Linked DNA regions of Mus musculus: region 1 is linked to region 2. A link is a loop called in an ENCODE intact Hi-C map of the cell type or tissue named here. Cell type or tissue: left cerebral cortex. All regions are shown on one strand.

Evidence for each region. Peaks named below come from ENCODE experiments on the same cell type or tissue, not always from the same donor. Only the 100,000 strongest peaks of a DNase experiment are listed, where the experiment ranks them.
Region 1: a loop joins it to region 2, with 3 times the contacts of the local background. A loop is called at or near these places in 3 of 42 quality-filtered maps.

The regions. Positions count from the first base shown.
Region 1 is chr8:10,416,793-10,421,792 of GRCm38, forward strand. All of the region lies in intron 16 of Myo16 (myosin XVI), which reads left to right. It overlaps Gm51561 (a long non-coding RNA gene), which reads right to left. Exons shown (of 3, transcript XR_003947504.1): 2 at 377-428. Among named protein-coding and RNA genes, the nearest start is that of Gm51561, 11 kb to the right of the region's middle. In left cerebral cortex, no CTCF peak of the experiment used is centred here; a DNase peak (open chromatin) is centred at 2,368.
Region 2 is chr8:10,809,868-10,814,867 of GRCm38, forward strand. No RefSeq gene overlaps it. Among named protein-coding and RNA genes, the nearest start is that of Gm32485, 5.4 kb to the right of the region's middle. In left cerebral cortex, a CTCF peak has its summit at 2,348; a DNase peak (open chromatin) is centred at 2,643; H3K27ac peaks cover 310 bases.

The DNA.
Region 1 (5,000 bases), 390 kb before region 2:
CACAAAGACCAAGCCCCAGTCTCTGAGGGAGAGGATGGTTGACCGCCCTCCAGGCCCCTCCACTGCCTGACTGGTGGTGGCTTCAGTTGTGGGAAGTTGTACTGAAGTTCACACGTTACTAAGTGAGACGGATCAGCCTGCCGACTCCTAGTGGGCTCGTGCACTTCAGTCATGGAAAGAGAAAGTCATTCTTGGGTCAGAACACAGCTCAACACTAATCCGGGCTTGGCATGCATTAGCTTGTGAGTTTGGAGACGTGGGGATCTGGCCTTAATGACTTACTCATTATTCCCAAACCCAAAACGCTCTGAGAACCAGACGTTTATTTATGACTTATGTGGTGGTGAAAACCCAGACCTGGCCCAACCTTGCTCACCATCGATGTTCGAAGCTGAGATGAGACCCCGGCAGTTTGAACCATTATGCATCTGTCAAGGAAGACACATGAGATTTTATTCAGGACTAAATTGTTTTTTGATTAGAAGATGTTGCCCCAGGTCTACCAGGGATGAAAACACTACTTTTGCTTTTTTAAAATGTGGATTTCGGAATGAGCTTTGCTTTAACAGCAAAGCAGGGTCTGCTGCAGCATCACAGTGCGCGGGTCTGAGCAGAGTAGGGTCCAGCTTTCTCACTGTGTTCCAGACACCTAGCACCTCCAGGACCCCCGCAGAGCACTGGCTGGGGGAACATTAGTAAGACACACCTTACCTCTGAACAGGAAGCTCCTGCCGCCTTCTGTCCCCATCCTCCCAAACCCTACTTACTTATTATAAGCATAGATCTATTTTACTGCCTGTAAATTATGGGATGTGAGATGGGCATAGATAGAGACCATTGAGTGGACTTCGGTTTGCTCAGCTGGTCACTGTGACTGGATAGATAGATGGGAGTTTTAGATTTGGGTAATGAAAAAGGGCAAGGGCAGGGCTACTGGGTGGTCCCACTGAGATTTCACAGGGTCATGTTCACAGCTTGTGTGTGTATGTATGTTTTTAACGTGTGACTGTGTTGTGTGAGAGTATATATGTATGTTATGTGTGTCTATGTTTGACTATATGTGTTCATTTGTGTGTTTATATATAAGTATATGTGTGTGTGCAGGTGTTTTCATGTGTGCATGTGTGTATGTGCGTATGTATATGTATGTGTGTAGGTGAACATATATATGTATGTATATATGTATGCATGTGTGCTTCTGTGTTTCTCTGGCATGTGTATATGTGCATATGTGTGTATATGTGCATGTATGCACATGTACTTGTGTGTTTGTATAACGCGTGTGTGTGTTCTTTCAGATCTTGTTATATGGATCTAGTAAAGTGTCATACTAGTGACTAGTCCCATCTGCCCAGTCGCCGCAGCGGCCACTCGCTAAGTGGAACCCTTTGCCACTGCACTGGGCACCCACACTGCCCTGCCAGAAGTGCCTCCTTCCCTCTGAGTATGGAGTGGGGCCTCCCCTACCCCGTTTTGTATTAGTCTGAGTTCCTTTGAGCCCTGGTAGGCACTGTCCACACCCCAGCCCCCTTCTCACGTATCTAGGGTTTTAACACATGGTAACCTCTCTTGAAGTCTCCATGTGTTCTCTGGACTGCCAAGACTTCATGTTAGATAGGGTTCTCTAAATGACCAGAACTGGTAAAATGTATTACACAGGGAGATTCATAGATGGTTCACACTGTGTTCTGATGATGACGATACTTGAGAAGCAGCAACTTCTCAACCTGTGAGGCTCAACCTGCCTCAGCCATCCAGTGCGGCTTAGAAGGCAGGGTGGACTCTGGGGAGAGCCACTCATTCTTGGTCCGCTTTGGATGAGTGGAGAACTTTGGTTCAAAAGTCAGTAAAGGATGGTGGCAGCCACTAAAGCCACAGGGTGGATGCCCTCACCAGCAAGGAGCAAAAGCAGGCAGGCAGCACTGTGCCTCCGTCCTGACATCCTGTCTGGGCTACCACTGGGAAGTGCTGCTTACTCTGGGGGAGAGCCCTGACACCTTGGTCAATCTTTCTTAGAAAGGCACTCAGAAACTGGTCCAAAAGCTTGCCTCTTAGTTGACCCCAAATCTAATGACAGTGACATTCAGGATCACAGTCTCGGTCGCCTGGAGGACACAGTGTCATGGGACCCAGCTGAAGGTAACCTCTTTCCTTTGTCCTAGCTGGGTAACACACTGCCAAAACTTGTGCTCTGACAGAGCTGTCAGCTGAACCCACCTGTGTCGCAACAGAGCCAGAGCTGTGGATGCCGGCTGCATTTAGAGAACAATCTCTTCAGCAAGAGGGACTGCCTATAGCCCATGAATATGCAACAATAAACACAGTTCATGAATATTCAGTGGCACATATGTGTTTTGCCCTGCTCAAAGCCTGCATGCTCAGTCGTTGAGTGCAGTTGAGAGGAGACCAAGTCTCCTAGGGAGAGGGATCAAAATACTTCTCTCCTTCATGGGCCAGGCAGACCGCTCAGTGCATGTGGGTGACAGGGATCTCTTGGCTCCCACTCAGTGCCAAGTGTGTGCCCGCCCCTACCCCGCCACCCGTCACTGCTCCTGAGGAAGCTTTTGCCTATTAGCATCCTACAGAGAACAATGGAGATCACACACTTATGAAGAGATTACAAGGAAGGGTTAGGTTTTTCAGGTCCACAGAAGCATTGGATTCCAGGATTGTCCCTCCACTCTTCTGTGTGGCTGCCTGACTATGGCCTCATCCAGGATCAGGCCCAGAGTCTTTAGTGGATTAAATCAAGAGTCAGGACTTTGAATGACCCGGTCAAGTTGATGAGTGACATATCAGAGTTACTGAAGTCCATTATCTTTTTCTGTTATTGTTTAAGTTATTTACTTTTCATGCCAATCACGCCTTCCCCTCCCTCCTCTCCTCCCAGTTCCTCCCGCTGACTACAACCCCCCAATCTATCCCTTTGCCCTTTCTCCTCAATAAAAAGGAGGTTTCCCAAGGCTATTAGCCAGCCTTGGCATAGCAAGTTGCAGTAAGACTAGATGCATTTTCTTCTATGGTGACAAGACAAGGTAGCCCAGCTATGGCAAAGAGGTCCAGAGGCAAATGATGCTGCCAGAGACAGCCCCTGCTCCCACTATCTTTTGATGGTGGATCAACCTGAATGTGGAAAGGCACTGGAGCCTCAGGGCCCCAGGGGGCCGGGTAGGATCTCTCAGCAAGTCCCTCCAGGCCTGCTGCTGGTCCTTCTTCCATTCTCATTGGGCCACGTGATTAATGCTACACATCACAAGCTAACAACAACAAAAGTACAAACAGAAATTAAAACTCCCGTAAGAATGTCCGCTCACATATCCTAGGCCAGAACACCATCTGAGGGATCTAAAATATACCGTGTTTCTGTGCCAGCCAGGAGATAAAGAAAACATTTTTCCTTAAGTGGGACTCATTTAGTTGCAATGAGAAAGAGTTTGTCAGCAGGGCCTGGAAGGGGTGGGGTGGGGACGAGGGGACTTGGTATACTCCTTCTGTGTGTTTTAGGGAACTCCCTCAGGCTCACATCAAACATGTGGGGGTCACCACCTCGGTTTTTACAGAGTCCTGGGATCAGGTTATATGTTTACACATCTGCACGTAAAGCTAAAGATACATTCTTTAAAATCAGAACTTGGAAGTTACTAGGGGACTGAAATTAAAAAAACAAAACAAAAACAAAAACAACCACAAAAACAAAAACATAAAAACAACCTTCCTGATGTTCAGCATGGAGTTGGCACAAGGCTCAGCACACCTCTGTTCCAGCTGCATACAGCCAGGTCTGGAACATACTTCTGTCCCGCCTGTATCCCAGTTCAGTGCCTCAATGACATAGGGCCACCAAGTAGCTATGACAGCATACACTGACCTGCGAAGGATCAAGCCAGACCAAACCCCAGCATGAAGCCCTGCCCCTTGCTGGGGAGCCCTGCCCCTTGCTGGGGAGCCCCGCCCCTTGCTGGGGAGCCCCGCCCCTTGTTGAGGAGCTGTTAGCAGCTGATGGTTGCTGGGGGAGGGAGGCTCAGTTTTGTTCAGGGATGCAACCTCCAAGAGGCTCCAGTGGAAAGTGCCACACCCGAGCCCACACAAGCACCACTCTTAGATTGCTGTGATAAAGCACCACTGCTAACACGTCTTGTAGGAGGGTTTATTTGGGCTTATGGATGCAGCGGGATACGAGTTTACCACCATCTGGCATGCTAGCACAGCAACATGGCGAGCATAGCATCCGGAGCAGGAAACTGAGGGTTCATATCTTAAACTGCAACCAAGAAAAAGGGGGCCGGGAGGAGGGGAAGAGGAGGGAGAGGGAAAGGGAGAAGCCAGCACTACACCCTGGGGACCAAGTATTCACGTTCCCACGACTACAGGGACATCTCATTTAACCCATCGCAGTGAGCACAGTGGGCTTTAAATAAACAGAGCCCGTGAAATTGGAAGGGAAGATGGGGGACTAGGGGAGAAATCGTTGGGAAAGGAATGGAGGATGGTTTTCATGAACATAGAAGATGGCCAGGCCTGTCACGCTAAGGGATCTGCTCTCCCCCATCTGCTGACTGGTGGCAGCTTCAGCGGGTGTGGGTTTTTATTCATATCAACACTCTGCTCAGTTAAGGAGGTAAACCGACTCAACCCTAGATGTGTGTGCACCATCCAGCACGGCAGCCACAGTAGGGGTCGGCACGTGGCAGGGGGACCACGCGCACCGCACTGGAGCTGATGCTGCAGTGGTGTTGGTGAGGGCTCACACTGTGTCTGTCAGCCTTAGTGCTCTGCTGGGAATGTCCCACCTAAGAAGCTGGGTGGCCAGGACATGGGAGACAAGGAGACTGCAGTGGCTGACAGTGCAGCTGCTAGAAAAAGAACTCTGTGGAGGTGTCTGCAGTAGGCAGATAGCCCAAGGCCCTGGGGTCTCCGCGGCTGTGCAGCACTAGCCTACAGTGAGGCTGGCAGGGGAGCAGTCCCTAAACCCACACTCCCTGCAGGCTTGCCCCCCCCCC
Region 2 (5,000 bases):
CAGCAGCTGGGCATCCAGAGCCCTTCCCATGTCTCTGTGGACATCATGTGTACACACACACACACAATAAAATTAAGTATTTATTTTTTAAATCAAAGAATTGTTTTGTCTGCGTTGGTCTGTTTAGGTGGCTGTAGGTGGTAATGTTTGGAGCTGCCTGTTTTTAGTTGTAGTTCTTGTGGTAGGAAAATGGCAGCATCAGGCTGCCAATAGCTCTGAAAAGAATCCGGGCAACCTTTCACCCACTCCTCCCCCTCATACTGCTTGGGTCTTCTCTATCCCCCACTCTGTTAAAAAAAATTCTTCCATGTTTTTTGATTCTAAACAAATAGTATTTTAAAATAGGACAACTCTGGCTTATGATGTTGGTGTAAAAGATGGAAAACAATGTTAATTGCTTACTATGAAATCCTTTAAACTCTGGCAGCTCTGAAAACATTGGCTGAAGAATCTTAAATCAGCAGACACTGCCCGGTTCTCATCTTGCAGCTGTGCCCAGAGTGCCTAGACCAGGGATTTGGGGGAACTGCTTACATCCCTGATAGTCTGAGTAGCTAGATAGTAACACTCCATTTGTGGACTAAACAGTGTCCACCTGATTGTCTAGCCCTTTGCCTTGGAAACTAAACCATGTGGGAGAAAAGAAACAGTCTCCAGTTGTAAAAGACTCTCCTGAGTTGTAAAGAGTGATGCACAGTTGGTAACATATAGTCAAAGGGGGCAGCAGGAGACAGATCCCAGGGACTTACACAATGAACAAAAAGCCTAGGAGCTTGATTTTGGTGAGTTTATATTTTCTAAAATTAGACTCACTTTGCTGATACAAATATCCATGTGAGTACACTTTCAGAGAGGGAGGGCAACAATGTATCCAAGCAGGAATTCTGTGTGGATGAGGCGTGCTGCCGGTGCAGATCCCACCACGCCTCCCTAGAAGGAGGCCCACCATTACCAACATTCAAACCAGCCTTCTGCTCAACCTCTAAGACATGACCTGCATTATGTCACCGCCCCTGAGTTCTCAAAACAGCTCTGGACACACCTATCATTATTGTCCTAATCTTGTAGAGGAAGAAATAGAGGAAACCTTTACCGCTCTGAGTCCTTCACACACAGGGATATAGCTACAGCAAGATAAGAGGTAGGCGGTTTGATTCTCTGCCTTCTGCAGAAAATGAAGCTGATGTACAGCTTGTCCTTTGACAGAATTTATGGCTGGTGTTTTAGAGTCAGGGCTCAACTCACTGACATTAAAACATCTCCCAAGAGGGAGCTCACATGACCAAAAGCCCCCATTACACTCAGTTGCGGTCTTCAGACATCCTACACTGGGGATTTTTTTTTCTTCCTATCTGCCAATAACACAATTTAAGTGTTGATTGTGAGGACTGAGTTTGCAATGCAGCTCTCCCTGACATTGTTCTCTGCCAATCTAGGAAGTCCCCATAGAAACCAAGAGGATGCTGGCCCGTACATCCTTGTCCAGCATCACTGGGTTGTCAGGTCTCTCTTCTCTCTCTATGTGATCTCTCCATTTCAGAAAACCTAGTTGCTCTGAATGCTCTGCCTGAGCAATGCCACGGATCTCTGATTCTTCCTGCCCTGTTTCCTGAATGCTGAGGGTCCTGGGGAGTGGGAGATGGTGTGAGCGGTCCACAGATGAATGCCTGGCGGGGGTGTTTAAGAAAATGCAGTTTGTTGGTCAAAATAGAGATGGGGTTGATGTCAGGGGCCTCCCTGTCAGGTTGAGCTGCTGAAAATACCATAAGAATGTGTCAAAAACTTCATTGAGAGCAACTGGCCTAGAAAAATATAATGTATATTATTAAAAACAAGGGAAATGTCCACTAACACACACAGGAGAGAGGAGGGGGTGCTGAGGCAGAGGAGAAAACACCCTACTCACTGCGAGCTGCTTTAGTGGCCCTACCTCTCTGTCTTCCTCTTCTCATTCAGCCTGACTGATTCATGCAGGCAGCTGCCGCTGGTGTTAGAGGCCTCATGTGCTCCATGGGCCATGTCTGTATTTTGTCTGTATACTAAAGTATTCCCTGGGAGTAAAGTGGCCTGTGGTCCCAGTGGATCATAAATTATCTTGCAATGCTGCCCTACCTATTTAAGCCCTAGGCTCTTTCTCCTCATTGGTAGAAAGACATGTGGTCCCCTGGTTTTAAAGTTCATTTCAGCTCCTCAGGTGAGTGGGATTGGCCACAAATGTCACAAGCTCCCTGGACATCTCCGACCTCTCTGGAGGTGGAAGATGCACATGACAGCTTATTTACCTTGTCTTCTTTGTACTCACAACCCCTACAAGCTGCCGCTGACCCAGGCTGTGCCTACCACTGTGTGGTGCTCTGAAACCCTAGGAAAACCCAGATCCTTACACTCCCTTTCAGTAGGAAGCAGGACTGGACAGAGGCGCACACTACTTGGTCTGAAAACATCATTCCTAACCCAGATGACTGCTCACATGGACCAGAGCTGAAACAGCATAGGCAGGTCCTCTGGCTGAAGCCCTGCTCTGGCTTTCCCTTGTCAGCCTGAAACTGCATTTCCAGCCATTTGGAAATCTCTCCTCTCCCAATAGTGCCACCAACCACCATCATGCACACGTGCTGCTTGCCAGGAATCGCTTAGCAACGGAACCCTGTGTTCTGCCAGCTCTCTCCTCGTGCTGACAACCTGGATTTCACAGAAGTTGTGTTTCTAGAAATATTTCTGGACTAGGCCAGGTGATGAAGGGAATGTCTCATCACCGACACAGACGGAGAACGGATACTGGCTGCCCTGTTTATGATTTCCAGGAGAAATTGTAGGTCTTGATCTGACGGCGAGGAGTTAAAAGACAATTTATTTCCCACTGCTGGCTCTTCACTAGAAGCAGGTCCACAGAGCGTAGCTCATAAAGCTGATGGGCAAAGTGCTATGTCTGTGAAGAAACAGCCAAGTCAATGTTAACCGCAAATATTAAAAGCCATCATAGGACTAGTACATCGCCAAGAGGGTATTAGTGTCCTGTTAGCAGTGCCTGCTCACCTCATAAATAGAAGCCTCAACCTATGAGCTCCCCAACTTGTCTTTATTCATGAAGGGTAGAGACAGAGGACATAGGAGACGCACCCCACAACAACCAGTGCTGTCAGTATTTGCCTGGCACGAGTGTCCTCATCTGAATGCAGCCCCTATGCAACTATTTAATATGTATGGAACATCCAGAGGCACGCGTACATAACTACAGTCCCTGCTGAAGAAGCCTTGAAATCTCATTTATCTTACACTGTGTGGTCCCATCAGTGGTAAAAATAATAATAATAATAATAATAATAATAATAATAATAATAATAATATGTAAGAGTACAATTAAATCCATGCACCAGCATGGTTGGTCTTATTTTCCCTGGGATTGCTTCATGAAGTCATGATGTGGTCATAAGAGACAGTGTGATAGTCAGGCTAATACCAGAACATCAGCTTGAATGGACTGTGGTGTCTGGTGGGGGGTGGGGTCGGGGGGGGTGGGAAGTTCTACACAATCCCCCCTGCTAGCCATGGCAGTGAGTGAAGTGAGGTTCCCACAATTAATTTTTTCACACCTCTCCTAAGGTATAAGGGGCTGAGTTATGAAACGGCTTATTTTACATCCAGATGATCTATGGCATAGAGAATTGAAATAGCAGATGTGAGTTTAATAGCCAGTTGATTAGCAAGAAGGACTTCCCCCTGCCCCAAAATATGCTCTAAAGCAGTATAGCTTTGGGGAGTCACCTGTTCCACGTTTGTCAGGGACACCTGTTGCCTTCAAAGCTTTAGACAGATACAGAATTGCCATAGCTGCAAACTGTCCTGGGATTGTCTTGGATACTCTCGGCACTGTGGAAAAACACTCAACAAAACAACATGAAGAATGTTTGTGTTTGTGCATCTGTGGTCTTAGATGGAACACCCCAGATCCCCACATGAGATCCTTGCAAGAGTGCTGTCTGAATGCAAGCACGTGAGTCTCTACTTTTAACCTTCACTGGGAGGAATTGGTCTTGTCCCATTCAAACTCATTTTCATCTGAGAACATGACACACTGACATCAAAAGAGGTATGTGAGCCTCAGATATGATGTGGTCCTGAAATGATGTGGATTCTTCCTGTCTCCCCTATCATATTTTGACATCATGATTTCTGATGAGCCAGTGAATACCAAGGTGCTGATGCTGGAGTGACCTTGGGGATCAGAGTCCAGGAGTCTCTGTGTGACATGATTTGTCAACTGATCAATATGTAACTTTGTCTCACATGGGCTTCTGCTTAAAGATGTCTGGTTCATGTATCATTGACTCAGTAGCCCTGAGCCTGTAACCAAACTCAGTCCAAATGACGTTTATCTCACACCCCTATTCATGCAAAGAGCATCAGACAGCAGTGCTGCCCACAGAGCCTTTAAACAGAAGTCAGCAATGAAAGACACAGAAATGTGGAAACACAGTCCCAGCAACCATGAAAAGGACTTTTCCCCTTACCACAGGACACCAATATCTTGGATTTCTCAAGCTTTGGGACACTCATTATACAAGCCCACGATTAGCTGCAGAGACACTGAGAATCTTGGTTTTCATGTTATGAAGAAGTTGGGGTAAGCTGGGGAAATTGTGGGTGCAGAACCCCTGAGGTTCAGCGGTGTGTGCGGAACCCCTGGGGGTCAGCGGTGTTTGCGGAACCCCTGGGGGTCAGCAGTGTGTGTTACTGGAACTTTTGAGGCTCGAGAATGAGCATTACAGAAAGAATTTGTGTGCTCCTGAACAACAGCCAGGAAGTCCTGGCCTGATACTCAAGAGTCACTGCTGAGTCTCAGAGTCTCAGTTCATGGGTGACTGGCAATGGTTGGAGCAGTGACAAATGAAGCAATTTTATTAGGAGTTACGACACACTCTCCCCCCCCCCACACACACACACACACTCCGCTGCCCATAGAGAAGAAAGCTGTACAAGGACCCATCACTGTGACAAAA